2 separate regions of the Homo sapiens genome follow, and region 2 is linked to region 1. Evidence: read pairs that join two places in POLR2A ChIA-PET (ENCODE). Cell type or tissue: endothelial cell of umbilical vein. All regions are shown on one strand. Each heading gives the region's core, and the rest is flanking DNA. Links, peaks and the distances in the headings are about the cores only. Region 1 holds the start of LOC105378847 (a long non-coding RNA gene). Region 2 holds the start of LOC124904216 (a long non-coding RNA gene).

Evidence for each region. Peaks named below come from ENCODE experiments on the same cell type or tissue, not always from the same donor. Only the 100,000 strongest peaks of a DNase experiment are listed, where the experiment ranks them.
Region 2: POLR2A ChIA-PET joins it to region 1 with 5 read pairs; 2 of 35 experiments call an interaction of 5 or more read pairs at or near these places.

The regions. Positions count from the first base shown.
Region 1 is chr1:89,958,979-89,975,107 of GRCh38, forward strand. LOC105378847 (a long non-coding RNA gene) reads left to right here and starts at 6,179. Exons shown (of 3, transcript XR_001738142.2): 1 at 6,179-8,319; 2 at 11,672-11,810. In endothelial cell of umbilical vein, for the core only: no CTCF peak of the experiment used is centred there; DNase peaks (open chromatin) are centred at 3,323 and 6,393.
Region 2 is chr1:89,538,632-89,554,760 of GRCh38, forward strand. The region is part of intron 1 of LRRC8B (leucine rich repeat containing 8 VRAC subunit B); the gene reads left to right. LOC124904216 (a long non-coding RNA gene) reads right to left here and starts at 12,258. Exons shown (of 3, transcript XR_007066214.1): 1 at 12,229-12,258; 2 at 11,853-11,920; 3 at 7,500-7,903. In endothelial cell of umbilical vein, for the core only: no CTCF peak of the experiment used is centred there; DNase peaks (open chromatin) are centred at 7,140, 8,020 and 9,320; H3K27ac peaks cover 3,629 bases.

The DNA of each region.
Region 1 (16,129 bases), core at 2,766-10,765:
AATTCTACTTCTATGTATATACCTAAGAGAAAGGAAAGCATATGTTCACACAAACATTGTACATGAATTTCATAGCTGCATTATACATAACAGCCAAAAAGAAGAAACAACCCAAATGTTCATCGACTGATGAACAGATCAACAAATTGTGGGATAGCCATACGGTGAAATATCATTTGGCGGTAAAAATAAATGAAGCACTGATATGTGCTGCAACGTGGGTGAACCTCAAACACTTTATACTTAGTGAAAGAAGCTGATAGGGACAGGAAAAAACAAAGTGTTTTTCCTACTTTCACACACCACTCGACAGGAACTTCTGACACCAGATATGTAGGGGGGTTCTCCACACACCACACAGTTCTTTTGCAGATACTAACTGGGTGTCCTACAATTTAACTCCACCCTGACACTACTTACCTGGACTTAGCATCAGATCCCACAGGTCGAGGGCTCATTCCCACAAGACTGCCCCCCACTTCTGATACCAATTGCAATTTCTAACTGCAATTGGCTATAAATTAGGGTTCCCATGATCTCCTTCTTGGGTTTAATTTGCTAGACTGGTTCACAGAACTCAGGGAAACACCTGAAACATTTACCCATTTATTAAAAGGATATTACAAAAGATACAGATTGACAGAAAGATGGAAGAGATACATAGGGCAAGGTATCGGGGAGGGAATGCAGATCTTCCATACCCTCTCTGGATGTGCCACCCCCCAGGTACCTCCACATGTTCAGCAATCCAGTTTTCGGGGACTTTTATGGAGGCCTCATTATGTAGGCATGATCGATTACATCACTGGCCATTTGTGATCAACTTAACCTTCAGCCCCTCTCCCTTCCTGAGAGGTTGGGGGGTTTGAAAGCTCACACCTTCTAATGATATGGTTGGGTTGGTTTCCTTGGCAACTAGCCCCACACACCCCTACAATCCTGAGGCTATCTAGGAGATTCCAACCACTAGTCATCTCATTAGCATACAAAAGCTACTCTCTTCTCTCCAGAGACTCCCAGGGTTTCAGGAGCTGTAGTGCCAGGAACCAAGGACAGAGACCAAATATATGTTTCTTACTGTGTTACAATATTATAGAAACCAAACACAAAAGACCACCTTTTATGTAATTATATGAAATGTCCAGAGTAGACAAATACACAGAGACAGAAAGTAGACTAGTGGCTGCCGGGGACTGGCGGCATTGAAGAGGAATGAGGAGCAAATAAGAATGAGTATGGAGTTTCTTTGCAGAGTAATGAAAATATTATAAAATATAATAATGAGTATGGAGTCTCTTAGGGTAATGAAAATATTCTAAAATTGATTGTTACGATGGTTGCATAACTGTGAATACACTAAAATCTATTGATTTGTACATTGTAAATGGGTAAACTTTATTTTAATACAATTACAGGATAGAGTATACAAATACAGTGATTTGTACACTGTAATGGGTGAACTATATCTCAATACCTCAATAAAGCTAGTTTTCTTTTTTTTTTTTTGCACTAGAAGAAGGAGACATCAGTATGTTAAGAATGTAGATAGCTCTTGTTATTTTGAGATACATCCCATCAATACCTAATTTATTCAGAGTTTTTAGCATGAAGTGTTGTTGAATTTTGTCAAAGGCCTTTTCTGCATCTATTGAGATAATCATGTCGTTTTTGTCTTTGGTTCTGTTTATATGCTGGATTACATTTATTGATTTGCGTATATTGAACCGGCCTTGCATCCCAGGGATGAAGCCCACTTGATCATGGTGGATAAGCTTTTTGATGTGCTGCTGGCATTACCATTCAGGACACAGGCATGGGCAAGGACTTCATGTCTAAAACACCAAAAGCAATGGCAACAAAAGCCAAAACTGACAAATGGGATCTGATTAAACTAAAGAGCTTCTGCACAGCAAAAGAAACTACCATCAGAGTGAACAGGCAACCTACAAAATGGGAGAAAATTTTCGCAACCTACTCATCTGACAAAGGGCTAATATCCAGAATCTACAATGAACTCAAACAAATTTACAAGAAAAAAAACAAACAACCCCATCAAAAAGTGGGTGAAGGACATGAACAGACACTTCTCAAAAGAAGACATTTATGCAGCCAAAAAACACATGAAAAAATGCTCACCATCACTGGCCATCAGAGAAATGCAAATCAAAACCACAATGAGATATCATCTCACACCAGTTAGAATGGCAATCGTTAAAAAGTCAGGAAACAACAGGTGCTGGAGAGGATGTGGAGAAATAGGAACACTTTTACACTGTTGGTGGGACTGTAAACAAGTTCAACCATTGTGGAAGTCAGTGTGGCGATTCCTCAGGGATCTAGAACTAGAAATACCATTTGACCCAGCCATCCCATTACTGGGTATATACCCAAAGGACTATAAATCATGCTGCTATAAAGACACATGCACACGTATGTTTATTGCGGCACTATTCACAATAGCAAAGACTTGGAACCAAGCCAAATGTCCAACAATGATAGACTGGATTAAGAAAATGTGGCACATATACACCATGGAATACTATGCAGCCATAAAAAATGATGAGTTCATGTCCTTTGTAGGGACATGGATGAAATTGGAAATCATCATTCTCAGTAATCTATTGCAAGGACAAAAAACCAAACACCGCCTGTTCTCACTCATAGGTGGGAATTGAACAATGAGAACACATGGACACAGGAAGGGGAACATCACACTCTGGGGACTGTTGTGGGGTGGGGGGAGGAGGGAGGGATAGCATTAGGAGATATACCTAATGCTAAATGATGAGTTAATGGGTGCAGCACACCAGCATGGCACATGTATACATATGTAACTAACCTGCACATTGTGCACCTGTACCCTAAAACTTAAAGTATAATTAAAAAAAAAAAAAGAATGTAGAGTAATTTTCCTGGTTAAGATATATCATATGGTCAGTATGTTTCAGATTAATGAATCAACATGAAATGAAAAAATGTCTAGTGGGTATGCCAAGGATTTCCATTCATGGTCTTGGACGTTCTACCTTTTAATTAATGTCCCAGAGAAGTCCATTGCTCTCCCAGATCCACTCTCTACCCTGCTCTCTGTAGGGAGGCTGGCTTATACAAACCATGCCAATAGGCTCCTGTGGCTTACAGCTGGGTCTGGCCACAGGGAGTTCCAGCAGGAGACGCAATGGATAGAGGACATCCCCTCCCTGCAGTCCAGCCTATGACTCCCTCATTATGAGAGACAAGAAGGCTGCTTTGCCTTGATCCTCACTCTTCTTGTCAGCTTCTCTGAAGTTACTAGCCCTGGACAACCCCTTGTGGTTTCCCGGCACTCCGGTCAGTTTCCTGTTGGAACACTAACCAAAACACTGCCAGTGCATAAGTGACATAAAGCAGGATCCAAAGGACCTGGACTGAGAACAACAGGATGAATCTGACAAGAGGGTATTTAATGAAAAGTATAGATGAAGATGTGGTTACTACACTATTTGAAGCTTTGATTATTGACCGTGAATCAAGAGTTCGGACGATGCACTGCCTCCAAAATAAAATTCTAACTTTATACTGTTCCAAATAGAAAAGTGTTTGCATTCTCTTCCTGTGGTTAGACCACTCTTAGAGTACTGTGTTCAGCTATAAATAACACATGAAAAAGTTATCTGTGTCAAATTACTGTAGATTTTAATGCATCCATTTTACTTCCAGCCCCATCTCTTGGGTACTCAAACATGAGCAAATGGGGGCTATGAAATCAGATAATTTGATAGGTAGACATGGAGCTATTTTAAAAATTGCCTTTCCCTTCCAATTCTTGAGACACTGTTTTTGAACCAAATTGTCACTTCCATTAGAGTAAATTATTTCCCAAGGGACTTCTAGAATCTTTATACACATAGACTTAGTGACTCACCCCACAGTCTTGAAATAAACCCAAACCTATGCACACATTTTAGACTGAAGCCTGATGCACATGAAAGAACTATCCAATAAATAGATTACATCAGAAATTGTCTTATAGGCCTAGTTTTAAGTGTATGGCAAAATTCAAGTTGAGATCAAATAAACAATATCCGAATGTTCATGCTAGAAGTGCCTTTAATATCATTTAATACAAGTCTCTGGTTTTGTAAGTAGGAAGAATGAGGCTGTCTTGCTTAAATTCACGAAGCTAACTGGTGGTAGAACCTAGACAAAAATCTCAGTTTTTTTGCATCTATTCACTGTGCTACATTGCCTCCCTAATAAAATCACACTTCTAAACACCAATTTGGAGGGAACTTGGCAAGTCTTACTATTTTCTCAATGTTTGTTGGCTATCTACAGTGTGATGACACTACCACATTTCCAAGACATTTATATACCTTATTTGAAGCTGAAAAACAGTATTTGTAATGTTTAACTGAGAGATTTTTAAAAAGTTTTCTTGATTTTTCTTACCTATTCATTGCAAAAACATTTATTGAGAAGCTATTATGTGCTAGGCAATGTCCAAAGTACTAAGCAGTGAACAAAGATTAAAAAAAAAAAATCCTTGGCCAGGCATGGTGGCTCACGACTGTAATCCCAGCATTCTGGGAGACCAAGGTGGGTGGATCACGAGGTCAGGAGCTCGAGACCAACCTGGTCAACATAGTGAAACCCCATCTCTACTAAACTACAAAGAAATTAGCTGGGCGTGGTGGCGGGCACCTGTAATCCCAGCTATTTGGGAGGCTGAGGCAAGGAGAATTGCCTGAACCTGGGAGGCGGAGGTTGCAGTGAGCTGAGATCACACCACTGCACTCCAGCCTCGGCAACAGTGTAAGACTGTCTCGAAAAAAAAAAAAAAAATCCTTGCCTTCATAGAACTTACCTTGTAATTCTTATGTTTATATTTGGGGTAGACTTCAAGGGAATTGAGAGAATTCTTGCCCTACTTTTGTGATAGCCAGCATCTAAGATGGCCTCCAGTGATCCTTGCCTCCTGGTGACCACATCCCTGTATAATGCCCTCCCATGCTGCCCATGCATTCTGCATAAGCAACAGAATACTGTAGAAGTGACAGTATGTGACTTTGAGTTTTAGTCTTAAAAAGCACTGCAGCTGTCTTTGCTGTTCTTGCATCACTTCCTTGGGGAAAAGGACCCTCAAACAGCCCTACAGAAGCCACAAGCTGGGAGGAACTGGGATCTCCTGTTAGCAGTCAGCACTCTCCAGCATGTGCATGAGTTGTCCTCCAGCCTCTGTCAAGCCTTCAGATGACCGCAGCCCTAGCTAACATCTTGACTGCAGCCTCATGAGAGACTCCAAGCGAAAACTATCAGCTAGGTTGTTTCAAAATTCCTGAACCTCAGCGACTGTGAGAAATAGTAATGTCCATCATTCTTTTTCTTTCTTTTCTTTTTCTTTTTCTTTTTTTTTTTTTGAGACAGAGTCTCGCTCTGTCACCCAGGCTGGAGTGCAGTGGTGAGATCTCAGCTCACTGTAGCCTCTGCCTCCCGTTTCAAGTGATTCTCCTGTCTCGGCCTCCTGAGTAGCTGGGATTACAGGCACAGACCACCACACCCAGCTAATTTATGTATTTTTAGTAGAGACAGGGTTTTACCATGTTGGCCAGACTGGTCTCGAACTCCTGACCTCAAGTGATCCGCCCACCTTGGCCTCCCAAAGTGTTGGGATTACAACCGTGAGCCACCACGCCCAGCTGTCCATCATTCTTTTACACTACTGAGATTTAGGGTAATTTGTTATGTGGCAGTAGATAATTGACATACCCCATGAGTTTTAGGAAGGTTCCCTACAGAAGAACCATCTGAGAAGCACCTCAATATTAAAAATGGAAAAGGAAGCAACATTTTCCAGCACTTATGAGTTACAAGAAAAGAGAATCAACTCAGTGGAAAATATACATAAAGACCTTGGACGTTCCAAACCCATCATTTCTAATCAAGAGTTCTGTTTTTGGTGCCATCAGAAATTTGGGGCTTTAAAATGTGAGTAGGAAAAGTATAATGGTGGCAGGCGCCTGTAGTTCCAGCTACTCGGGAGGCTGAGGCAGGAGAATGGTGTGAACCCGGGAGGCGGAGCTTGCAGTGAGCCGAGATGGCACCACTGCACTCCAGCCTGGGCGACAGAGTGAGACTCGGTCTCAAAAAAAAAAAAAAAAAAAAAAAAAGTGATACACTTTTATTACATTGGAGAGAGGAAGAGACCCACAGGTGAGGAAAAGACAATCTTCCCAACTCTAATAAAGAAAGCTACTGAAATTAACCTAGGGTGGTTAAATTCAGCAGTGGGCCATGGCAACGGAAAACATTGCAAAAAGTACAACAACTCAGCAGGACTATTTGCCAATAATTTATTTTCATCAAGAAAAGAAAAACATATCCTTGGTAACCTGCCAATTCTCAACAAGCTAATTCACGTCAAGTCTTTCTCTGGGAAAAGAGATAATTAAATCTTTTGAAATCTTTGCTCCCTAACTACAGTGGTCATTAGGGCTGTTCACAAACATTCTTGTTCTCTTTCCTTCCTGACATATGGTGGATCGTAATTTCCCCCATACTTGGAGGCACTGCCATGTGACTTGGCCAATGAAATGTATGTGGAAGCTGTAAAAGTCAAGATGCTTCACCATCTTATCTTTTTGTTGTCATGGCAACCAGCAATATTCCTATAGTGGTCGCTCTGTCAGCCCCAGGTCTGGAGTAAGGATGACAATGGTGTGGAATAAAGCTTCTAGCAGACAATGATAGAGAGTATAATGAATAAGAACTATATCTTCAAGTTTAAGTCATGGAAATTTTGAATTTACTTGTAACTGCAGTGTAGCCCAGCCTAGCCTGGCTGAAATACTGATAAATAACAGAAGTTCATGTTCAACAGTCCTGTTTCTTCAGATGCTGGATTAGCAGCTGTTGGGCTCAGAAAAGGCTACTCCAAAATATGGTGCTTTGACATGCTGAATGGAGGAAGCAGCCTCAAAATTCTCTCTGACCTCCCTGCACCCCGTCTCTTAATCCTCCATCTCTCCCAAAGCACAGGATGAAATTGTTATCTAAAGTTCCCGTATCTGCCTACAGTCCAGATCTGCCAAGGGAAAAAACAAATCCCTCTCATCCCTTCCCTGAGTTTTAATTAACTAAACTCATATCACAGGAAGAAAGACAAATCTGTTGGCCAGGCGCGGTGGCTCACGCCTGTAATTCCAGCACTTTGGGAGGCCGAGGCAGGTGGATCATGAGGTCAGGAGTTCAAGACCAGCCTGGCCAAGATGGTGAAACCCTGTCTCTACTAAAATAAAAATGCAAAAAAGTTAGCCGGGCGTGGTGGTGGGCGCTTGTAATCCTGGCTACTCAGGGCTACTCAGGAGGCTGTGGCAGAGAATTGCTTGAACCCGTGAGGTGGAGGTTGCAGTGAGCCGAGATCACGCCACTGCACTCTCCAGCCTGGGCGACAGAGTGAGACCCAGTCTCAAAAAAAAAAAAAAAAAAAAAAAAAAAAAAAGGACAAGTCTGTCAACAAACCTGGACAGCCTTTTGTCCCAAAACATTGTCTGCTTTGTGAGCCCAACAGGCTTTGTCTCAGGCCATTATATGTTCTTGGAGCCCATTAAATTCCCCTAAAAATCATTTACTAACCCCCTTACATCACTCATACTTCCCCATCTCCCTTTCTTCTAAGAAGAAAGGCATAAAAACATCTAGACCCCAATTCACGGAGAAAGAGGGGATAATATCTGGGATTTTCCTCCATGCACTTTAATAAATTTATATGCTTTCCTCCTATTAATCTGCCTTTTGTCAGCTGATTTTCAGCAAACCTTTAGGGGGCAAAAGGGAAGTTTTCCTTTGGCTGCTACACAGCTCTGAACTGATGAGGAAGAGCTACTGCGTGTAAGAGTCTGGCTACGAGCCAGGTGCCTTCCATCCTACATCTCAGTTCAATTCCACAATAAAATGGAAAGGCAGGTATTACTGAACTCATTTTACCTATAAAGAACCTGAGAAGCGAAGTGACTTGCCCCAGCTCATTGGCAAGCAGCAGAGCTAAGACAGGAAGCCAGGTTTTCCGAGTATAAAACCCAAGCAGAGTCACTATGCTGTACTGAGACCTCCTATTACTGATTATGAACCAAGGTAATTTTATCCTACTTGATAACTCAGATGTCACCTCCTCCTGAATTAGTCACTTTTATATGCTCCTCTTGTCTCTCTTCTTTTCTATTTTCTCCAAGAACTGAGCTGTGGGACGCTTACCCTCATGATATTCCCTTACTTTGAGATAACTGCGATTCTCTCACTTAATGGCAAGGAAAAAAATACTTGGAATGTGGCCCCTGAAAGGTAATGTTAAACATTTTATATACATTGCAATCTTGTTTAGTCTTTATACAAACTCATAACAGAAGTATTATAGATCTATTTTAAAAGTGGGGAAACTGAAAGAAGAAAAAACTGAGAAACTGAAGCCGTGGCAGGTTATATAAATTGTCTAAGGCAGAGGCCGGGCGTGGTGGCTCACACCTGTAATCCCAACAGTTTAGGAGGTCGAGGCGGGCAGATCGCCTGAGGTCGGGAGTTTGAGACCAGCCTAACCAACATGGAGAAACCCCATCTCTACTAAAAATATAAAATCAGCTGGGTGTGGTGGTGCATGCCTGTAAAGTCCCAGCTACTTGGGAGGCTGAGGCAGGAGAATCGCTTGAACTCGGAAGGCGGAGGTTGTGGTGAGCCGAGATGGTGCCATTGCACTCCAGCCTGGGCAACAAGAGCAAAACTCTGTCTAAAAAAAAAATTGTCTAAGGTTGGGTGAAGTTCAAGCCTCTATCCACCTGAATCCAAACTCCTTCCCCTTTACAGTTTCTCTTCCCACAGTAATATTTGCTGTGTCTCAATTCTTTTTTTTTTGGTTGGGGGTGGGAGACAGGGTCTCACTCTGTTGCCCAGGCTGGAGTGCAGTGATGTGTTCACAGTTCACAGCAGCCTTGAATTTCTGGGCTTAAACTATGCTCCCACCTCAGTTTCCAGAGTAGCTAGGACTACAGGTCCCAGCTAATTATTTTAATTTTTTACTTTTTGTAGAGATGGGGCCTTGCTTTTTTGCCCAGGCTGGTCTCGAACTCCTGGCATCAAATAATTCTCCTGCTTCAGCTTCCCGAAATGCTGGGATTACAGGTGTGAGCCACTGCATCCATGCCTGGCCCTGCTTTCAGTTCCATTAGCACTTGGAATTCCCTCACCTCTATGATGGCACTCAAAGAAATGGATCTAAACTATGGCATTTGGACATTCTTGAGCGGGCTCTACTAGCATTTAATGAACTGAGACCATGGAGGAGAGACATGCTGCCATAGTGAGACAGCCCATACAACAAAGAATTTTCTGTCATCATATGGGATCTTCTAATGTCCCAACAGATAAAGGTTCTTGTACATGGAAAACCTGTTTATATTTCCAAGCCTAAGGTCTAATTCCATTTTATATACAAATATGAACCATTTAGGAATGCAATCACCAGCTAAACAAAGGGAAGATTGTACTGTGTTTTGTTTGGACTTTTCAAAAAATGATCACCACTTCAGAAAATATATCACCTATTGCAATACTGCTCATGGTATTTGACTCACTATAATGCCACACGTGTATCAGTCTGCAATTGTAGCTGTCAGGTGCAAATACGTACCGTAGAAGCTTTGACACATCTTTCAATAGACTTAGAATTGATCTGTGCCGCATAACCTCCATGTAACTCCTAATTTCTTTTCTTTTCTTTTTTTTTTTTTTTTTTGGGATGGAGCTTTGCTCTTGTTGCCCAGGCTGGAGTGCAATGGCACGATCTCGGCTCATCGCAACCTCCACCTCCCAGGTTTAAGTGATTCTCCTGCCTCCGCCTCCTGAGTAGCTGGGATTACAGGCATGTGCCACCATGCCTGGCTGATTTTGTATTTTTAGTAGAGACAGGGCTTCTCCATGTTGGTCAGGCTGGTCTCGAACTCCCGACCTCAGGTGATCTGCCTGCTTTGGCCTCCCAAAGTGCTGTGATTACAGGCATGAGCCACCGTGACTGGCCACTATTTCTTTACACAGTTTATTATCAAGTTCCTGTTGTCCATCCAAGAGCATGGTCCCCAAGGTCATTTTAAGTACTGGTGCCTAACTTGATGCCACAAAGCACAGAGGGATTTCAAGAAAAGAGACACTACTCTGTCCCATGAAGTAGCATATATCTGTACATATAGAGAGACCCTATGTTTATGACAAGACACAACTCAGCTGTGGATATCAGAGTCCTCATGTTTTCAACTTTGACATTGTAATTTGTTTTGCATGTTATCCCTATTCCAATTAAATTGACACTTTTTCCATTCTCACATGAATAAATTTAAATTTCTCTAAACTATATTTTATTCTAGTGTAGCCCACATCCTTGTTCTTTCATTTTCTTATTTCTTGTATAGATATGCTTATTTATATCCTAACATTCATTATAAGAAAGTGTAAGCAGGCTGGGCGCGGTGGCTCACACCTATAATCCCAGCACTTTGGGAGGCTGAGGCGGGCGGATCTCCTGAGGTCAGGAGTTCAAGACCAGCCTGACTAACATGGTGAAACCCCATCTCTACTAAAATTATAAAAATTAGCCGAGTGTGGTGGCATGCACCTGTAATCCCAGCTACTCAGGAGGCTGAGGCAGGAGAATCACTTGAACCCGGAAGGCAGAAGTTGCAGTGAGCCAACATCACGCCATTGCACTCCAGCCTGGGCGACAGAGCAAGACTCTGTCTAAAAAAAAAAAAAAAGTATAAGCAACTGACTACTTCAATGTGTCTTCTCATGTAACCTGGCCCAAGCAAAGTCTTCTAATACATGATAATTTATTTTTAATTACTCTCCTTTTATTGTTCTTTTTTATTATTATTATGGTTAAGGCTTAGTGCTGAAAATCTCTGTCCCAGAAAAATCCCTTAGTCCAAGGAAAACCAGGATTGTTGGTCACTCTAGATAGTGCTGGGTTTTTTCCTGAAATTATATGAGTAGGTAGGCTTTATTTTATTTTTATTATTTTTTTTTGAGACAGATTCCAATCCCTGCTCTGACTTAATTATTCTGTGTCTAAGCTTCTCTTACTGTAAAACGAGGATGATGTTAACGCATCTGTCTCACTGAGTTAATGTAAAGAATACAATGGACTAATGTCACTAATTCTTTGCACAACACACAGTAGATGTCTAAAATATTTTATTTATCATTCTTCCCAGGCCTACCCAGCTCTACCCTTCCCAGTAGTAACTCGTGAATCAAAATGATTCATTTCTCATTCCTTGACCTCCTCTCTCACCTGGGCCGCTGGTTTCTTATGGCTTATAGGAAAGCATTCCACTCAATGAAGCAATTCATATTGAGGTGTGAGTTGCTAATAGACCACCCTCTTAGCAGGCTGTAGGTATTTTAAAACTTATTACCCTCCACCAGAAGATTATGTATGAGATATTTTTTGAATTGAAGAGAGAATAGGAGTATATTTTCCAATGCCCCCTGTTATGGGCTACATTGTGACACCCCCAAATTTATATGTTGAAGCCCCAAACCCCAGTACCTTAGGAATTATTTGAAGATAGAGTCTTTAAAGAGACAAGGCTAAAGGAGGTCATTGGGGTAGGCCCTAATCCAAAATGTCTTGTGTCCTTATCAAAAGAGATTAGGACGCAGACACACACAGAGGGAAGACCATGTAAAGACAGAGAGAAGATGGCCATCTATAAGCCAAGAAGAGAGGCCCCAGAAGAAATGAACGCTGCTAATACCTTGATCCAGGGCTTCTTGCCTCCAGAATGGTGAGAAAATAGATTTCTGTTGTTTAAGCTACCCAGTCTGTGGTACTTGGTTATGACAGCCCTAGAAAATGAAAATGGTCCCTTATTTTTGTCACATACCTTTTGTAGATTAAAGCTTCTGGGACCAGATTCCAGATTAGTTCTCTGAATTCTCTGTTCTGCTTTTTCATTCCATGGCAAACCCCAGAACTTCAGTCTGTGGGTTCACCATGGGGAACATGCATGGCATTTAATCATCATGGTACTTATGGTGGTGGTTATGATTGATTGCAGATTGGGAATCCGAGTGTCAGGGAGGTTATATATCTTGTCTAAAGCAATCATTTATTCAACAAGTATTTATTGAACATCTATACGATATTTATATAGCAGGCACTATGAGAGATGCTGGAGTCACATCAAACTGACTTTGCCCTGCCCTCATAGAGCTAAAGGATTAGTAAGAAAAACAGATTTTAAATAAGTAATTATGTAATTATAATAAGTATCTGTGAATGTGATGACTTATGAAGGAGCATAACATTTTAGTAGGAGAGCCAAATCAGCTTAGCTCCACCCAAAACAAATTTAGTGAGCACCTATTATATGCCAAACATTGTGCTAAGTGTTTGAGAAATATCAGGGAACATGACAGATATGGACTCTTCCCTCATAGAACTTCCATGTCTAAAAGGAAAAGAAGACATCAAACAAGGCGTACAAATGAAAGAGAGATGTTACAAGGCTTAACTTCAAGATTATGTGTGAGCATTTGGCAAAGGCATATAATTTAGCATAAGAAGTCCAGGTAGGCCTCCTGGAAGAATCACTGTGCATACTGTGACCTGAAGAATCAGGTAGCTGTGAGCCTGACAGAGGTGTTGGAAGCCTTCTTCAGTGAGGTCATCTCCTGTTTAGACAGTGCTTTCCTCCCTGTACATTTTCTCTGAAGGCATCTTTGCTCTGCCTGCCCATAAACATGTTACTCAGCTAGAATACTGAACACTAACCAGAGAGCTATTTCAGTACTGTCTTGTCTAGAATGGGACTTTACCTTTTAGGGCATAAGCCTGAGAGCTTCCCACCTCAGAGGGTGACTTTAGATTGCTTCCTCTCCCTTACTATTCTGTTTGTGGCAGACGCTGGGGGTTGGCTTATCCAAAACCTTTTTCCTTATTGCCCTCTACTATAGAAGCCAGAAAGCCAGAATATTTATCTCCTGACTTAAATGTTGTGAGAGGCTACTAAGTCTGTCAATCTTAGGTGTTTTTGTTTGTTTTTCCCTTTTGTTTTTATTTGCAAAATATGCCCCCAATTGATTCATTCATTGTCCTACCTCTCTGGTAACAACAACAACAAAAAAAACCAGAGGCTTGAACCACTATACCTAAGCTTTGAAAGAATCCAGATACTTTCTTAATTCTGTTTCATGTCAGGATATTCCTGGTTGGAAAGCTCTTGGCATTACAACAAATTCAAGCTGAATCATATTTGTTTAGACTATTATATTCAGGATTGCAGAGCCAGCTGCCTTTTGAAGTGCTTTGATTTAGATACCTGGGGCCCTCATATTTAATGCTTCTTGTTAAAACAGGTAAAAGTATTTGGGAATATGGCCCCTCCCAAAAGTTTGAACACAATAAAAAATGATGCAGATTATCTTTTAAAAAGTATAGATAGCCAAGCATGGTGGCTCACATTTGTAATCCCAGCACTTTGAAAGGCTGAGGCAGGCTGATCACCAGGAGTTTGAGACCAGCCTGGGCAACATAGCGAAACATCATCTCTACAAAGAATACAAAGATTAGCTAGGCATGGTAGTGCACACCTGTAGTCCCAGCTACCCCGGGGCAGGCTGCGGTGGGAGGATCTATTGAGTCCAGGAGGTTGAGGCTGAAGTGAGCTGAGATCACGCCACTGCACTCCAGCCGGGATGAAAGAGTGAGACCCTGTCTCCAAAAAGAAAAAAAGTATAGCTAAAGGAAAAATGGAAAAGGGAAAAATGAAGAGAGGAAAAAAAGGCAAAGGTATGAAAACTAGTTCTAGGTGGTGAGTCAGATTATACTTCCTTTTATAATATCTAGGTGAGTGGAAAATACAGCCTCCTGGATAAAGTCTTTGCTTGAGATAGAAAATTCCTTCAAATTACTCCTTTCTTCCAACTATTGTATCTTTTAGTCACAGAGAGGTGTTTAGAAAACAGATTTTGTAAGGCCATCACATTGTTCTGCAGTATAATTTAAAAAATAGTGTCTCTTTTTTTCCTTTTTAATTTTTATTTTTTGAGACAAGGTCTCACTCTGTCACCCAGACAGTGTCATGGTCATGGCTCAGTGTAGTTTCAACCTCCTGCTCAAACAATCCTCCTGCCTTAGCCTCCTGAGCAGCTAGGACTACAGGCACGTGCCACCACACCTGGCTAGTTTTTAAATTTTTTGTAGAGAGGAGGATCTTGCTGTGTTCCTCAGGCTAGTCTCCAACTCCTGGGCACAAGCCATCTTCCTGCCTCAGCCTCCTAATGTGGTGGGATTGCAAATGTATGACACCATGCCCAGCCAAAACTATTCTCTTACTGAAACAAACCTACCTTTTTATTCGTAAGAATCTTTCCCCTTGGAACACAGTATCAGAGTTTGTCAATCAAAACTACATTGTTTACCTTATCATAGAATAAATTGTTTGATTCAAAAATTTTGATTTTTGTAAAGTTGATCTTTGAAGAGCCAGATTAACCACCTGGATTGAGTAATGTGTCCTGTGTGTTGCCTACCTCACCAGTTGAATTGGAGAGACCACAATGAGCTGAATTTCTTGGTTTGGCCAGAGCCTTTCTTTGTGGGTAGAGAGGAAATGAGAGCAGCAGAAAATCTGGAGATAGGATCAGCCACCTCCCCTAGTGAGATCTGAGAGACTCCCTTGCCCCATATCTCTTCCTGTTGGATAGTTGACAGGGGCCACTGCTTTGGAATAAGTCAGCGAAGATCACTACCAGGTAGAGAATGGAAAGCCTCCTTTGGTTTTAAGGAGGAGAGAAACACTGAGGCACTCCAGGAAAGGGAGTGTTTATCATAGATACACAAACTGGAACCAGAAAACTGTTCGGGGATTGAGGGAGCTCTAGGGACTGGCTGTTTCCTTTATCTTTCTCATAGCCAGGATCATCTCCCTCTTGTTATCTTTCTGCTTTTTTCCTATGAAGTGTCTGCTCTGTCTTCCCTCTTTATCAAGAGGCCAATCCCGGCCGGGCGCGGTGGCCTGTAATCTCAGCACTTTGGGCGGATCGTGAGGTCAAGAGATGGAGACCATCCTGAACAACATGGTGAAACCCCATCTCTACTAAAAAAAAAATACAAAAATTAGCCGGGTGTGGGGGTGCACACCTGTAGTCCCAGCTACTCAGGAGGCTGAAGCAGGAGAATCGCTTGAACCCGGGAGGCAGAGGTTGCAGTGAGCTGAGAATGTGCCACTGCACTCCAGCCTTGCGACAGAGTGAGACTTCATCTCAACAAAAAAAAAAAAAGAAAAAAAAAAGAAAAAAAAAGAGGCCAATCCCTCAATCCAAATGCCTGAGAGAGCAAGTCCAGTTGCCTTTGTTCCGTGAGGCTACCCTTTGGGTAGAGCTCTTTGCCCAAGGCATCTTCATGAGTCATTAACCAACTGATGGAAAGGCTGCCTCAGGCCAGGTGTCTACCTCTGGTCCACTTAGGGTCCCTTGTGCGTAGACACCAGCCTAAGGTAACTTCCTGATCCTGGGGATTATGGATGTGGCAGTTTATACTAAAAGCAACTGTTGGATGACAGTGCCTAGGATCTGCATTTAGTCTGAGTCCCAATGCGATCACATGCCTAATTTGTTTGACCAGTCAGCGCTCAGATTTCTTCCTCTGTAAATAGGGGATAATAATGAAACCAACTTCACAAAGTTGTAGTGAGGCTCCAACAGGGTAATATATTAGTGAAAGGGCTTTGTAAACTATTAAATATTATACGAATGATATTATTATCAAAAAGAGATAACCTCTTAAGCCATTTTGACCCCTTTGGGTTCTCAGGCTAGTCATTCATCTTAAAAAGGAACATGGCAGGGAACAAATGGGGAGTGTCAGGGGGCCGGGAATCTCTTGTTACCCTCTGTTAAGGGATGTCCAAGGACAGCTAGCTGGGAGTCTTGGGCCTCAGGGCATCACAAGGCTCTGGGTTCTTGATGTGTATATGTATAAAATGAGGGGGAATAGAGGACCCCTTTTCTCCTTGCCTCTAGTGACACATCCCTTTTCATTGATAACCCCTCCAAATTTCTTTAAAGAGAAAAGGAGACGAGAAGTAAGAAAATGAAAGTT
Region 2 (16,129 bases), core at 4,849-12,848, 420 kb before region 1:
GCAGTCATCCACACTGCAGCATGAGTATGTCATTTCCAAAACTAGATGCTGTTTAAAGGTTTAAATTAGCATCTTCGAGGTTTTTTTTTGTTTGTTTGTTTGTTTTTTAGACAGAGCCTCACTTTGTTGCCCAAGCTGGAATGCAGTGACATGATCTCAGCTCACTGCAACCTCCACCTACCGGGTTCAAGCGATTCCCCTACCTCAGCCTCCCAAGTAGCTGGGACTACAGGCACCCACCACCACACCCGGCTAATTTACGTATTTTTTAATAGAGATGGGGTTTCGCCATGTTGGCCAGGCTGGTCTCAAACTCCTGACCTCAGGTGATCCACCCATCTTGGCCTCCCAAAGTGCTGGGATTACAGGTGTGAGCCACCGCACCCAGCCCCTTCAAGGTTTTTAATACATCTGGCTTTAAAATCTCAGAAGCCTAGCAAGACTACCTCCTAGAAACATTGATATTTATTGACATTTTAGGGTATTTTCTATTGTTGCTCTCTTAAAGGCAAAGAAAACCTATTTTTCTAGTTAGAATTACCCCTTAATGCATTGACAACTCTGAAAGAAGAAATTCTAGCCTTTTCTTTCCTAATCAGTGAAAGGCCCTTTCCCCCATATTGCCCTCTCCGCCCCCCATATTTGGGTATTTCTAGCCTACTTTTTCATCTGTATGCCCTGTTACTATGGTGACAGGCACCATAGAAATAGAGAACAAAGCAGATGTAATAAGCATCTCCTACATGGTTTACAATGCTAAAAAGAGATCTAGGATTTTCAGGCGTTGCTTTTTCTTCACTGATGATAGAACTGGACCAGCCCAACATTGTGGGGGTATAGGGACTGGGGTTATGGGCTGATTTGGACCCTACAATTCCCATCGTCTTTTACTTTATCAGTCCTTATTCTACCCAGGAGTCATGAAGGTGAAGAAAGACTAATGGGAGTCTGCATGGAAAGTGTAATATAGAAATTAGGGCCACAGAAACAACACATTGCAAAGGACAGATACTTCTGCTGAAGCATATTCCATTGGAGGGAATCAAGCCAGCTGTAATGTTCACCAGTCATTGATCCTTTTGCTTGATTTTGCATTGTTCAACTTAACCTTTCAATAGAAAGATTTATCAGCTAGGTTTCTCCCACTTCAAGGTACTTAGCCTATGTTAGATTTTTTTTAAATTAAATAAAAATAAATCTGGATTACTAATAACTTGCAATATTTGCTCCTGGCCATTGGGGCCATTGAACTTTTAAAAATAAGTAGTTGAACAGCTAATGCATGCTTATTTTGTGCTTGTTTTAGAATTATAATTAAATATTCAGCAGATATTGTGAAAGTTAGCTTTCCATAAGATCCAGGAGAAATTTTCCATAAATTGTTTTTAACCTTCTACATGCATGTCTATTATTTTATTTATTACATCTTCACGTATCATTTCTGGATATCTTTAATCAATTACCTAAGATTAAATAAAGTGTTCCAGCTACTCAATTCCATCACCTGGACAATTATTTTTAAGTTTATTATTTTTTAAGTTTTATGTTGCTTATATTTTTATGTTTAGGGACCTGTATAGTTTTAAAATAATACTATGTTTAGAATATAAGTTGTGATACATGAATCAAATATTTGGAGCTATAGAAGCTGAATGATCCATGTGTCCATTACATTGTAGTATGAGGGCCTGAAACTCCTTCTACCTCTAAATTCTTGTTTCTTTGCCTATGTGGCTCTTTTCTTTTTACTTGACGAGCAAAAGAAGTATACTTTGCCAATTTTGTTATCTGTTGTAATGGCCCTAACAGTGATGTGAAAATATGTCTGAATCAACCCCACGCTTTGAGTTTTAAAAAACCCACACAGTGTAACCTTCCCCAGTCATGTCAGCTTTTCCCCTTTGTGACACGAATGAAAGAACAAGAGCATTGGAGTGGGAGTTGGAACAGCCAGTGCTGACCGTGGCACAGCCTCTGCCAGGGGTGAGCTTGGAGATACATTTATATCTCTATACAAAGCATACAGCTTCCTCAGGAAGAGCCCAGGAGCCCCAAGGAAGGTTTTGAGAGATTATATCAGATTAGTTTTGGGAAGTAACACTGGCAACTGTGTGGAGGGTGTGCTGAAGATGAGAGAGATCATATTGCGAGACCAAGTAGGGCAGTGGGATGAAGTAGAGGAGACTAGTAGAAAAGTTAGTTTAGAAAAAAGTCATAGGATTAAATATTCTATTTCCTTTTATCAGAAGATCCTATGGTAATTACTTAAGTCAAACTGTGATTACTGACATTTTACTAGTTTTACTATAGCTTCTAACTTTTTCAGAGAAGGAGTGGATTAAGTTTTGAACCAGATGATTTGGGGTCAAATTGTCAAATTTCAGGTTACCAGTGAGTGTGCTTTATATTAGCACAACTTTTTAAATTATAGCTTCTAAACATTTATGTCTTCTGACTGGAAATGGGAAAAGATTTGGGGGAAGTACTATTTGTTCTATGGAAGAATAATGACACTTTGCACAGGAGAGGTTTGCTGAAACCAGGTAATCCCTCCAGGCAGCTTAGCTCATTGTCTTCCAGAAAGCTAAAAAATTATGGGCTCATTGGGTAAGGTTTCTTGGCCTAGAGAGAATAGAGGTTGTATTTGTGAGGAGCTTATTCTTTCATGGATTGCTGTTCTCTAAAACCTCCTGGGCAGAGAGAGTTCCCATCACTTTTGATGTTGTCATCACTGTGAACATAGAAAGTAGACCAGGTAGAGTTATTTCTATTTTTATCAATTAAAAAGCTGGCTTTCTGGCCGGGCGCGGTGGCTCACGCCTGTAATCCCAGCACTTTGGGAGGCCGAGGCGGGCGGATCACGAGGTCAGGAGATCGAGACCATCCCGGCTAAAACGGTGAAACCCCGTCTCTACTAAAAATACAAAACATTAGCCGGGCGTAGTGGCGGGCGCCTGTAGTCCCAGCTACTTGGGAGGCTGAGGCAGGAGAATGGCGTGAACCCGGGAGGCGGAGCTTGCAGTGAGCCGAGATCCCGCCACTGCACTCCAGCCTGGGCGACAGAGGGAGACTCCGTCTCAAAAAAAAAAAAAAAAAAAAAAAAAAAAAAAAAAAAAAAGCTGGCTGTCTGAGAGACTCCATAACTTGGCTAAAGTTAAGGCAGATGGTAGGCAGGATAAGAGTTCAGTCTCCTCCATCTTTTTGCTGACTTCTACTCTACCACATGCCTGAAGTAGCCACCTTCACACATTCTTCAGAACAGAAAGCATTGACTATACCAAGAATGAAATTTTCCTGATAATTTTAGTAACTGTTCTCTTGATATAATGTACAAATTATATTATTTAAATGACTAATTCACAGATTAAAATTTTTTAATGTAATATATGGCTTTTACCTTTAAAAGTTGTAAAATCCTGGGAGCATTTGAAACTTGAACACAAACCCAAGGCTACTCTCGTGTACCAAAAATATGGAACTAGACAGAGACCTCCTGGCCTTGAACATGTCTTGCTTTCATGACATCTTGGTTATTATTTATTTCTGCACCTACCTTTAGCTAAGGGACTAGAGAAGAGTGTCATCTGCTAGGGCAAGCTTTTGAGCTCTCTGGCTCAGTTCTCACAGTGGCTCAGTCTCCTATGAGTTTCAGAGTCTTCAAGGTGGTTCCTCTACCTGCCCCACAGCATCTGAAGCACTTACTGTGATTATAATAAAATAACTGAGGATTTGTTTAATCTTTGTCTCTGTCACCAGACTATAAATTCCATGAGGTAGAGATAGCACCTGTTTGAGGACATCATGGGTTTTGTTTATTTTGTTGCTTCTCCAGGGCCATTTACCACATAACAGCCACTAAATATTTACTGAATGACTGAGTGAATGAATGAATGAATGAATGAATCCATGTTTAGCCTGTTGTTCATTCCATGGAGCTAAGCTACTTTTTATTTTTCTCAGAGATCTCTTTGAAGAATATTCATATTGATGCTCGTTTTACTATTATGAATTTACTATTTGTGCATGTTTAGATAAGTCACATAACTGTCTCAGTTGCCAATCTGTAGTGGAGAAAATCTCATGGGGTTGTTGAGAGTTTTAAATAATTTATATAAGCACTTATAAAAATACTTAACATAAAGTTATCTCATCATGAGTATTGGCATCCATTATGGTTATAATATACAAGCATATTCAACTACTTCAACCTCACATCAGCTACTTGTTAGGGCCTATGTGTCCTCACACTAGACTTGTTTTGTCTTATGTACTGGGGGGACCTATTAAGGCAAGCTCCACCTGATTTATCTTTTGTAAGTTGTCAGTTCAGTTAACTAGACTTAAATTTACTTTTTCCTGGTAATTTTTAAAGTAGGGTCAAATTACTTAATGATGAAAAATTAGACTTGCATAGTTGTTGATCTAATAAAAGCACTATTGACAAAATAGAAAAAATTATAGCTGTCTCAGGACCAGATCACAAAAGCCCCTAAATTTTCGTTATAGCCTGAAACTTGTTCAATCTTCACATTTTCTGAAATTCAGCCTTATTCAGTAAATAGACAAGTAAAAGAAAACTATGGCCCTTCACATTTTTAATGTATATTTTGAGACATGTAGACTATAACCTTGAAAAGTCTTTTATGCTAATTGGTCATCATGGGTAACAATACTCAAAGTATTCAAAGTAACATAAGTCTAAGGTATAAATTCATATTTCATTTGTTAGGAGTCTAAAACTTCTTTGATTCTTTTTCTGTTGTGCATGAAGGTAACAAACGCCAGTGAGTGGTAGTTTTCTTATTATAAAACAATCTATTATACAAGAAAAAATTTATTCTAATATTATCTAAGTTTTGAAAAACTGATTTTTTTTTTTTTTAAGTTGGAGTCTTGCTCTGTCACCTGGGCTGGAGTGCAGTGGCACAATCTCAGCTCACTGCAACCTCTGCCTCCCGGGTTCAAGTGATTCTCCTGCCTCAGCCTCCTGAGTAGCTGGGAGTACAGGCACATGCCAGCAGCCCTGGCTAATTTTTTTTTTTTTAGTAGAGATGAGATTTTGCCACATTGGTCAGGCTGGTCTCAAACTCCTGACCTCAGATGATCCACCCACCTTGGCCTCCCAAAGTGCTGGGATTACAGACATGAGCCACCATCCCTGGCCATTTTTTTTTGAGTTGGGGTCTTGCTCTGTTGCCCAGGCTGGAGTCCAGTGGCACTGTCATGGCTCACTCCAGCCCCGATCTCCCAGGCTCAGGCTATCCTCCTGCCTCAGCTTCCTGAGTAGCTGGGACCACAGTTGCATGCCACCAAGCCTGGCTAATTTTTATTATTATTAATTATTTGTAGAGATGAAGTCTTGCTATGTTGCCCAGGCTGGTTTTGAACTCTTGGACTCAAGTGATTCTCCCTCCTTGGCCTCCCAAAGTGCTGAGATTACCATCATAAGCCACTGCGCCCAGATGATTTTTAAAATCTCTATAAATGTCTGTTTATGCAGAACAAGGTGTAAGAATACATAGTTATTTGGTGTGTGCAGTAGGGTTTCATGAGAAGGGAAGGGAAATGAAGGAAGCTATTGTTCAGTAGTTTACACTTTTGATTCTTATTGTTTTCCTCTCTAGTAACATCCCAGAGATGTTACACATGGTAAAGTCGTAGTAAAAAAAAATTATTTCTAAACAAAATGTTTCTTTCCCTAATGAGATTCTGGTTTGGGTGCTTTATTGTCAGTGTGCTGGGAATTTTGGAATGTTCTCTGTGTATTTCTATGATTTTGACCTAATAATCTCATTTGGATTTACCAGGCTCAGCAGCTGTTGTTTTTATCGACTATTGCTAAGTCATATTAATGTCCAAAGTTGAAAAATCCTTTTCCTATGTTGGCCTAGATTATTCAGAGTTTTACAAAATTTAAGCCTTTTCTCCAATGCCTGTAATTTTTATTTGCTTGTAAGAAACCTTATAATAATAATAATATCCCAGTGGGTACTTTAGATGGGCTAAGCCTATTTGCAGATCTCTCGCAGGATGGTAGTGAAGTTTGCAGGATGGTTTGTAGAACAGTGCTTTCTTGATAAATCCATCTATCCTCTTTTCTACTGGAGGAAGAAAAAACCTCAATTATATTGACTTTAAGTACTGTTTGATGTAACATGATAGATCTTTGCAGTTTGATATGAATGATTTTCCTTTGGAAAAGCAGAATGCAAAACTGAGAAGTCAAAGACATTGAGAATGTCCTAGGAGAGCATAAACTCAAAATTATAACCATTTTATTGGATACAATTGGAAAGTTTTATTTGAAGAGGAAATCAGATGTTGAATTTTGCCTTTTAATTCAATTTTTAACGTAATAGGAAGTTTTCTTACATAGTTGAAAACATATATTGCTTTCTTTGTAATTTCTAATTTGTTTAATTATAAGGCAGTGGTTTTGAGGTCTAAAAAAGATACTAGGTATGCTGTTACATTCCTCCCAGGGTGAGTTTTCTTGATTCTTAATCCCATCTGATCTCTGCACTATCACATTCCCTTTTTTCCTGTTGGGAGTTTAAATTTATTCTCCTTATACATTTAGGATTCAAACCAATAGCTCTTCTTGTTGTCTAGTGATATGGTCAATGATTTCTGCATTTACAGGTAAAGATGAGCATCAACAGTGTACTTTATCAGTTATAAAATCATCTTTACATAATAATCACATTTGATTCCGACAATTTAGAGAGGGAGAGAGGAAGAATGACTGAAATTAATTCCTATTCCTCAGAGAAGTTACACAATATACCCAAAATAGCATGTAAACAGAAGGGCAGGACAAGAACCAGGCCTTTTAGCTCTGTGTCCAGTCTTCTTTCCACCCTGTCATACTGTGTCTGCATGCCCTGTCCAAGGCATTTACCAAGACATTTCCCACATACAGAATTTGGTTAATATGCTGAATAAAATTGTTGTGTCAAATTTTAATAAACTCTATAAAACCAATTGGATATCCTTTGGTTCTTTCCCTGTTAAACGTGAATTCTTGCACTATATGTATGGTGAGAGAGGTTTCCTGCTTTCAAGGCCAATGACAGTGAGTGTTCAACTTAAGAGTTAAGAACAAGAAGACAACAATAAGACAGATGTCCCAAGAAGGCATATGACTCACAAGTTCAGTGGAAACATCGTAGGAGGTGAGGCTTGCAGGATGTGATAAGATATGGAAAGTTGAAGAAGGGGGTGGACGGGAAATGTTTGAGCAGAGGTGTATAGGAAAGAATGTATGCAGTACTGAAATCATTGCGGATGAAACGATACATCCAGGATTTGCTTCAAGACACCTGGCATGGGTGTGATATGAATTGATCATTGTTGGAGCTGGGTAAATGGTATATGGGGGACCCTTATAATATTATTCATACTTCTATATACATTAGAAAATTTCCATAGTAAGAATTTTTTTTAATAAAAATGGTATATTATGTGTTTTTTGAACAATAGGTTAGGCTAGCCTATCAGAATAGAGAGCATGTTCAAAGGCATAGTAGGAAGGGTTGGAAAAGCGGCCTGGTACCAAATTTGATGGTGGGGGAGGATTTGTGAATGTATGCTGTGGAGCCTTGGTGAGTGCTAGTAGGCACTGGTTCATTGGTTGGACTTGAGTTCTGCTTGACTGTGAGCCCAAAGTGGAGTTGCAGTCCAGTGTTGGCATCTTATCAAGAATGGCAGTAACTCCACTTTACCATCTGCTTCAGGAGTGTCAGATCTAATGTGCCATATTCAGTTCTGGAAGGCACATTTAAAGAGGACTTTTTGCGAACCAAGTTTCAATGGTGGGATATATCAAGCACGGAAGAGTAACTCACATCTTCTTAGCCATCTTCTTTCTGTCAGAACACTCCATCAGCTCATGGTTGTCTACCTGGAATAGATGTATTTTCCCTTCTTCCAAGTCTCTCTACTACTCCCTTTCAAACTCTTTGTCTTTTGAGAGCCAAAGAATAGGCAATAAAAAGCAAATTAAACACATTGCTGTGATTCCTTAGTGATATGAAGGTACATAATCACAAAGGCATCTGACTCAACCTCCTGGCAACAGACTAACAGCTGACTGAGCTATACCCAGAAAGGAGCCCTCAGTGTAGCTTTCTGAAGCAAAGTTCCTCCTCCTTCTTGCTGAAGCTATTTCTCTATAGCTAAGTAAAAAAGACAAGAGATGTATCAGAAATTTGGTTAATTGATAATATTAAGGAATTGTTAATTATTTGTATATGATTCAGTAATGATTCTAGAGCTGACACACATAAGCTTGTGAAAACTGATTGTTGTGTTATAGGAATTTTCAAGCTAGTTAAACATAGTCATTAAAAACTAAATTGTACAAACTTAAAGTACTAAAAGTAAAATAAATACTCAAAACTCTCACTTCCTAATTATTTTGCTATAATTTGTTGTTATCTATGCTCTTAAGGTTATTTATGTCTAAGGTATCTGCAGAGTAGAAGTGCTGTATAATGATGTGTGACACATCTCTTCTCAACTCCACATTCAGTGACATCATGTTGGTACTTTGAAATTGGCCATGGTGGGAATCATGGAAAATGGCAAAGAACCAGGGTCCTTTTTTTTTTTTTCTCAGAAACCTGGTTGTTAAATATTTACCAGCATGCCACTGGATATTATTATGATATTATGGTTATATCTTAAAGACTCTTTCTGTTTTAGAGATCCATACTGAAATAAGACAGAATATATCTAGAATCTGTTTCAAAATAATCCAATGAGGGTGAGTATTGTGGTGTTGAATCAGAGTGGTGGGCAGATGGGTTTCATTGCACCACTCTCTCAACCTTTGTGTATGTTTAAAATTTTCCATAATAAAATGTTAAAACAGCAATTATGGAATGTTACAATGAAAATAAATTGCCTGTACCTAGTAGACATAGATAGCAATCCAGTCTGGCACCTGTCTTTCCTTCAAACTTTGATGCCAACATTCCTTTGATAAAATCATATTCTCAAATTTTGGAGCACTTATTTTGTAAATGGTTCACATAGGTCATTGATTTTAAAGATCTGTTTCTCATTAAATAAAATCAAGAAACCACCATGTGCAGTTTATCATGCCCATCAGGGCAAAGGAATCCACTAGAGCCTTCCCAAGGACAGCAAAAAGCTTTCTTCATAGTGGGCGGGGAGGGGAGGGGGTGCGGGGCATTCATTTGTTGGATTGCAATCCTGTTTGCAAAACCAGTTGTACAAATAGGGAAAAATGAATCAAGTAATTGCTCAGAAGGCTACTTGCAGCTACATGACAGCTGTGTACCCTTTAGATTTATTTTCAGTCTAGCTGATTTGAGTCATTGCCCAAAAAAGGAGTGCTGTCAAGTGAATTGTCTTTTATGCAGATGATGACAGCCTTTCTAAATATTGCCTGGCTGATATAAGTGATTTGTTTGGAATTATTGGCCTATGAATTAAATTAGTCCTAATCCAAATGATTTTAAAAGTTCTCGCTTAGATTATATATTGATTACATTTCACAAAGAGCACAAAATAACTATATTTTTTTCTAGCATATATTTAGACATCAAATGGAAAAGCTATAGCATGAATTACTCAGAATACATCTTTTTTTTAAGTTTGAAGTTTTAATTTCATTCTTAATATCAATTTGGAGTATGGTAATAGTTTCTCCTTGGATTTGATTATGCAATAATGCATACAAACTAAATCCAGTTGACATGGAAAAATATTTATGTTGTGTAATGAATGCAAGTGGTCACTATGATTATCCCATCAAACAGAGTAGTGAGGAAATTATTAGGTTTTATAATGAGGACAGAGAAGGACAATCAGAACCTTGAGGGGGAAAGTAGTCTATTCTGTCTTATAATATTAAGTTAATGTGAGTTTCTGGTCTGTGTAGAAATACAGGCTTATTCTCTTAAGGTAACGACAAAAAAATTCAAAGCCTCAAGCAATGAAAACAGCAGATGCAAACTCAGGTTTGTTTTGACCCCTCAGTTTTGTTTCACCCTGGGCTGAAACAGATACTGCAAATAGGAATTGAGATCAGGGAAGCCAGAAGTCAGAAGAGTGTGTGTAGGAGAAAGATCATTATAACTTCTCCTCATAAGACAGAGCTGGACAGAAAAATCACCTGGAGAAACTGGGAGCCTTTGTTGACACTTTGCTGCAGTTTTTCCCATGTTAATTCCTTTGTACCAATACCCTTCAGGGCTCTGCAGGGTCCCACCACAACATACATTCTGAGAGTTTGTTTGAGGCGTATAAATACAATAGAAGTCATAGTTCCAAATTAAGTTGGAGCATGAAGATTGGGGTGTGATTGCTAAGAAAAAAGGACATATTAAGTTCCTGAAGTGAGATAATCACAGACTTGTGATTATTCACTCAAAAACTATTTACTGAGCCCCTACTATCTGGGCTAGGTGATGGGATACCACAGTGAGCCCTACAAATAGAAGCCCTGTGCTACCAGAGCTTACTGCTTACTGTGCAGAGAAAAGTGATAAACAACATAAGTATATAGTACATTAAACGGAGACAGATAATGTAGGAAAAACAAAACCAGAGCAGTTCTTCAAAATTAAATTCCCAAAGGATAACATTTTCCAACTCTATCAAAGCTAGCAAAGAGAGGAGATTGGTATTTATAAAAATACAACACATACCACATCAGAAATTCCTTCATGTTTCTATTAACCCTGTTGATATGCTAAATATATTCACTATCTCTACAACCATTAGAGAACAAAGTAAAGATGAAGTAGCTTGGAAAGGGAGCAGCTCTTTAACACTGAAGTGAAATGAAAAATATGCCCTTATGTTTTGTTAGTGAGTTGACAGTTCATGATCAGGAAGACAATGAGCACCTGCAATAGGGAGGCTGCAAGTTATTTTTAAAAAGAATGTCTTTGATTGCTTCCAATTCTATTTATCTCCAGTTGGACAATCAAGTAGAAGTCATTTGAAGAGATGTTTTGTAGTTATGTGGATGCGGATTTGCATATGTGGGTGTTTTCGAACATATAAACTTTTAATGAATTCAGTCATCTTCATAAAAAACTAAATTGTCCCAACTTTAAATGGAAATATTCTGGAAGGAAGGTATTAAATGAGTTCTTTTATATGGGAGATGGACTGAGGCTGCATTGAGTTATTTATTTTAAATAACTTTTAAAATTTTACCAAGTGCAGGTCTTTAAGTCCAACATTGGCCCAAGTCTTCAGCAAAAACAGCTTAACAAACTCATTTATATTTTTTCCTCTCCCTAGGGCTCCAGTTTGTGTTTTCAGCTGCCTACTAGACCTCACTACCTGGATGGCCCACAGGTACTGCAAACTCAGTGTTTTAAATAACACACTCATTAGCCCCCTTCATCATTGACCCTGTGGCCAAAGCTAGGATAAGTCACTTGTCCTTGAGTCCTGACTCTCCTTAACATCTAATCTGCTACCAAGTCCTTCTAAGGGATACCTAAGGAGCCCTAGAGTCTATGCCCATAAGCTAGTTAGCAGAGAACCTGCTCGAAAGCACTTAAAAGTAATAGTAGTACTTTTGCTTCTATCCCCTCTTCTCTTCACACTCAGGCACATCTTAGTTCAAGCCACCTTTCCTGTTTATCATCTGGACAATTGATCTATCCTGATCTCCTCCCTATGTGTATTTCTCCTTTTTAACGAGTTGTTCATGCTGCTACCAAAGTGGCAAATTCTAACTTTTTAAATTTAAGATTTGACGCTGACTGGATTAAGTCACTCCCTTTCACAAATACCTTTTTGGGTTCAATAGAATGGTACCTGTGTCTCATTAGGTCTGGACCTAAATGGCCTTTTCATCTCACCTTCTTCAGCTTTCCCGCTAGGTTCACTTGCGAGAACAGTACTCAGTCAAACCTTAGCTATGCCAAACCTTTAATAAAGCATAAAAGATTAATTATGTTAATTATTAGCCTTGCTTTGATATGAAAGGGCAAAATTCACCAGTTAGCTCCTTGGTCTTCCACTGAATATTGGAATATTAACTAGCACTTTATAACAGAGCCTTTCACCAGCCCAACTTTACTGCTCTTCCCTTTTCCCAGCTCTCTAGTCAGCCAGAACCCACAGTTCTGCCTAAATTCCTTCATTCCTGGTCAGTCTCACTGATACTACCATGGTCTTCACTCTCACTGCTTCAGCATTGAATGACTGCAGTAGGTTCCTGCCTGGTTTCCTTACCTTCATTTCCCCCGGCCCCCGATCCTGCCCCATTGTATCTCTCATGCCTTACCAGGTTAGTTTTCCTAAAATATTGCTTGCATTCTATTTTAGAATCTATAATTGTTCTCTTTTGTAAGTCAATTCAAGCCATACTCTCATATTCTGGAATCTCCAACCGTAAATGTCCTCACTGCCTCATTTATTTGTGAAGTCGTCCCCCTCTGGCCGTGAAGATCCTCTGCAGCCTCACTGCTCTTCCTCAGGCAACACCCCTCTGCTCTTTCCCTCCCCACTACCCCGCTGGAGATTTTTTTCCTGCTCCAGCCCCTGCATATCCCTAACGGCTCAGAGATACCTTATCTATGTTGCCTTCTCCATTCCCTGAGCTATACCTGTTCATCTTACAAGAGGAAGCTTTGGATGGTTGGAAGAGCACCATGTTTGGTGTCAGTTATAGGATCAAGCTCTTGCTCACCAGCCATGTGTCATCAGCAGCTAATTTTTTTTCTCTCTGAGCTTGTATCCTTATCCTAAAGTCAAGTGTATGATTTAAATGACTATGAAAAAAATGCTCCATAAACTTTTGAGCATTATATAGATGTTCAGAGTTGTTCCACTCCACTATTTAATCCTTCATTTTTTTCCTGTTCACTTTTTGTACAAATTTCTCATTTTCCTAACTTTATAAGTGTTTTAAGGATAGATAGAAAATGAAATATACTTTCTTATCTTATTCAGCCCATACCACAGCAAATGCTCAATGAATTCTCCCTGTCAAGAGAATTCAATGAATATAAATATAAAGGATCAGGCTCTGTGGTGAAAGTGCAGTATTTGATAAAGTGAGTGAGGGAGTAACAAGAAAAGAGGGTCCCCAAAGAAAACGGGACTGACTAGCGGTCTGGCCTGCCTCAATACTTTTGGTGCGTCCACAGACAAGCTCTGAATGAGACCCACTAGCCAGGCTCTTCAACCTCTTAACACCATGGCAATAGAATTGACTCAGTTTCTTAAGTGTGACACTGTTCTTAAAACATAGTAGGCTCTCAAGTGTTTCTAGAATTCACTAGCCACATGATTTGATTATTATATATATTTATATACATGCATGTACCGTGCTAATAGATTTGTCTGTCACTGCTTATTTATTCATAGTTTTTTTTCCTTTTACATTTCATTCTTATACAGAGCAGCAGTATGTCTGCTTTGTCTGCAGAGTAGCACTAATATTCAGATTTGCATTGTGTTTGTGCAGTGTCTAATAGGGGCTACCTGATCACTTGCTGAAGTCATAGGTAGTTCAGGAACTACCTTCTTATTTAGATTGCTAGGACATTTTCATAAGAATATTGTACTGTATATAATACTAAGCTTACTCAAATCCTGCTTAAAATTAAAAATAAGTATAAAGAATAATAATTAGTAAATGAGAATATATTCTGTTTTTGCATGGTGTCTTCTAGCCCCTTCTCCCACACCCAATCTCCTTGGAATAAGAGATATGGTAATGGAGCCCAGAAATTCATGATCCTACTTAGTATCCATCTTAGCAGAAAAATGTAAACCATAGTGAGTTTTGTTTGCTAACACTATCCTTAGACAATAAGAATAATCGTTAGGTACTTATAATAACTCTCACTATGTTTAGGTTACTGAGTCAGTTAAAAGCAGACTAATCAGTAAAATACATTTTCTGGTTTTAGAGAGCTTATAATTTACAATAGATTAAAGGGAATGACAGTAACCACAGAAAAATAATTAAGAGAAATGTGATTTACTTGTTACCTAAGAAGCAAAAGATACATTTTTCTCCAAAGTAAGTCATTAAAGATTGCAATCGTTTATACCAGAGTTGATTTACTAGCATGAAAATGATTGCTTAACCCTGCTCCCTGTGTTCACCAGGCGGGTTGGTGAAAGCTTGTGTTTCAGATGAGCCAGCCTGGCTACAGGAAAAGATATTTGCATAGAAGACTGGGGACACTGCCACACAAGAAAATGAAGAATTATGCTTTTGAAATTCCTTTTATTACTTCCTTGATTAAATTGTTGTTTCCAAGGGAATTGGATTTTCAGATGAAATTTTAATAATGCTTCAGATAATTCCAATTGTGTTCTTTCATTTTACTCTGCTTTCACAATATGATCATATTTGGTTTCACTTCCTGGTTAGTGCACACAAGCCTGTTGCTGGGAAATATTTGAATAAAATGTTTATGAGAGAAGACTATTGTTTCAAAGTAGAGGAAGGCATTTTTGTTTGATTTAGACTTAGTTCATGTAGTAATTTTTATAGAAATAAAATTTCTGACATGTAAATTGGTTAAAAACACTCTTTAAAAATAATTTAAAAGACTTATTTCGCACTGAAATTAAGTTACCTTGTGGTGAAATCATCTCTTCTACAGAAGTGTTTGATTAGGTACCAGTTGTGCAACAAATGAAATGTTTGTCCATAATTAGAGTAATTGTAACTTGATTTTAAACAGAGGTTTGATTGCATGGTGAGTGTCATAATGCCAAATGATTTTTCCATTGATTCAGGGCCCAGTGTATTCTTAAGTTGATGTTTGATCTCAGCATGTTTAACCTGGCCCAGAATATATCTGGCACCCTTTTGTGTGTGTGTTGTAAATGACTGTTCTTCTGTGTTACAGCTTCATACAAAATCTTTGCCTATTCTAAAAGTGGTATTTTTACCATTAAGTATTTAATTCCACCAGAGTACTCAGGTATTACCTAGTCTAAAAAAGTACAAATCAAATTTATTTCTCTTTGGAAAAAGTCAGTTAAGAATTTCAGGAAACGTCTGCTTCCTTAAAATCTAATTACTTTGTCCATTTGCATCAGTTTACTGGCTAAATCTGAAAGTTTAATTTTTTAAAGCGTAACTATTTTTCTACTCAGAATTTTAATTTTGAAGTCCATTTATGTTTTATTTCTCAAGGTACCTAGATATATACCCTAATATAAAATTAGGCTTCCTGCTGTCAATCTTGAACTCTCTCCAATGAATTCTTTCTGATGCTTTCAAATTAATTTTCTTGATATATAATAGTATGTCCCTAAATGTATTTTTCTGTCATTCCCTTGCTCAGATACCACCAGTGACTTCCTACTGCTTATATCAAGCCTAAATTCCTCTCTCCTTGTAAAAAGATTTGAATATTCTAAAAGTGACATATTTACCCCCTAAAGCAATAATTTCTCAGGTGCCTGTTATGTTCTGGGCCTGAGTTAAATCTTGAAAATTTTTTAGTGTGGAATTTGAGACTTAATTAGCATTTGATCCTAATCACCTTTCTACTCTTAGCCCCATCATTTCTGTCTCATAAATTCCACTCCATCTATGCATCTGCTCACTAATTCATTAAATTGACCTTGGCTTTCTTTTGCCTTCTTTATTTGTTGTTCCATTCCTCCACATAAAATATTATGTGCCCTGTTATTAACCAACCCCTTTTACCCCTTATTCCTTCACCCCCTAACTATATAAATCTTACGCATCTTTCTTGGTCCAACTCATAAACCCTGTACAGTGACTATTGTTCTTCTAGCATGTATTACTTTAAGATGTAACTGTATAATTCATTTGTTTGATCTTTCTTGTACTTATGCCTTCTTTCACCAATGCATAAGCTCCTTTTGAGATTTAGGTCTGAGTGTGACACCTTTCGATTGCCTTCATTACCTGGGCCAGTTCTTTGCACCCAGCAGAAACTTCATCATGATTGTCGAGTACACCTAGTGTCAGAGCATGTGCAAGATGTAATATTTCCACTTGCTGTTGGTGACACAAGTTGGTGTTACATAAGGCCTTCTTCATTTCTACCTTTCTTCAACTGAGAGTCACAAAGTTGTTGCCTTCCTTAAATGGATAAGACTCTCCACACAATAAAAACAGATGGTATTGTCAAAT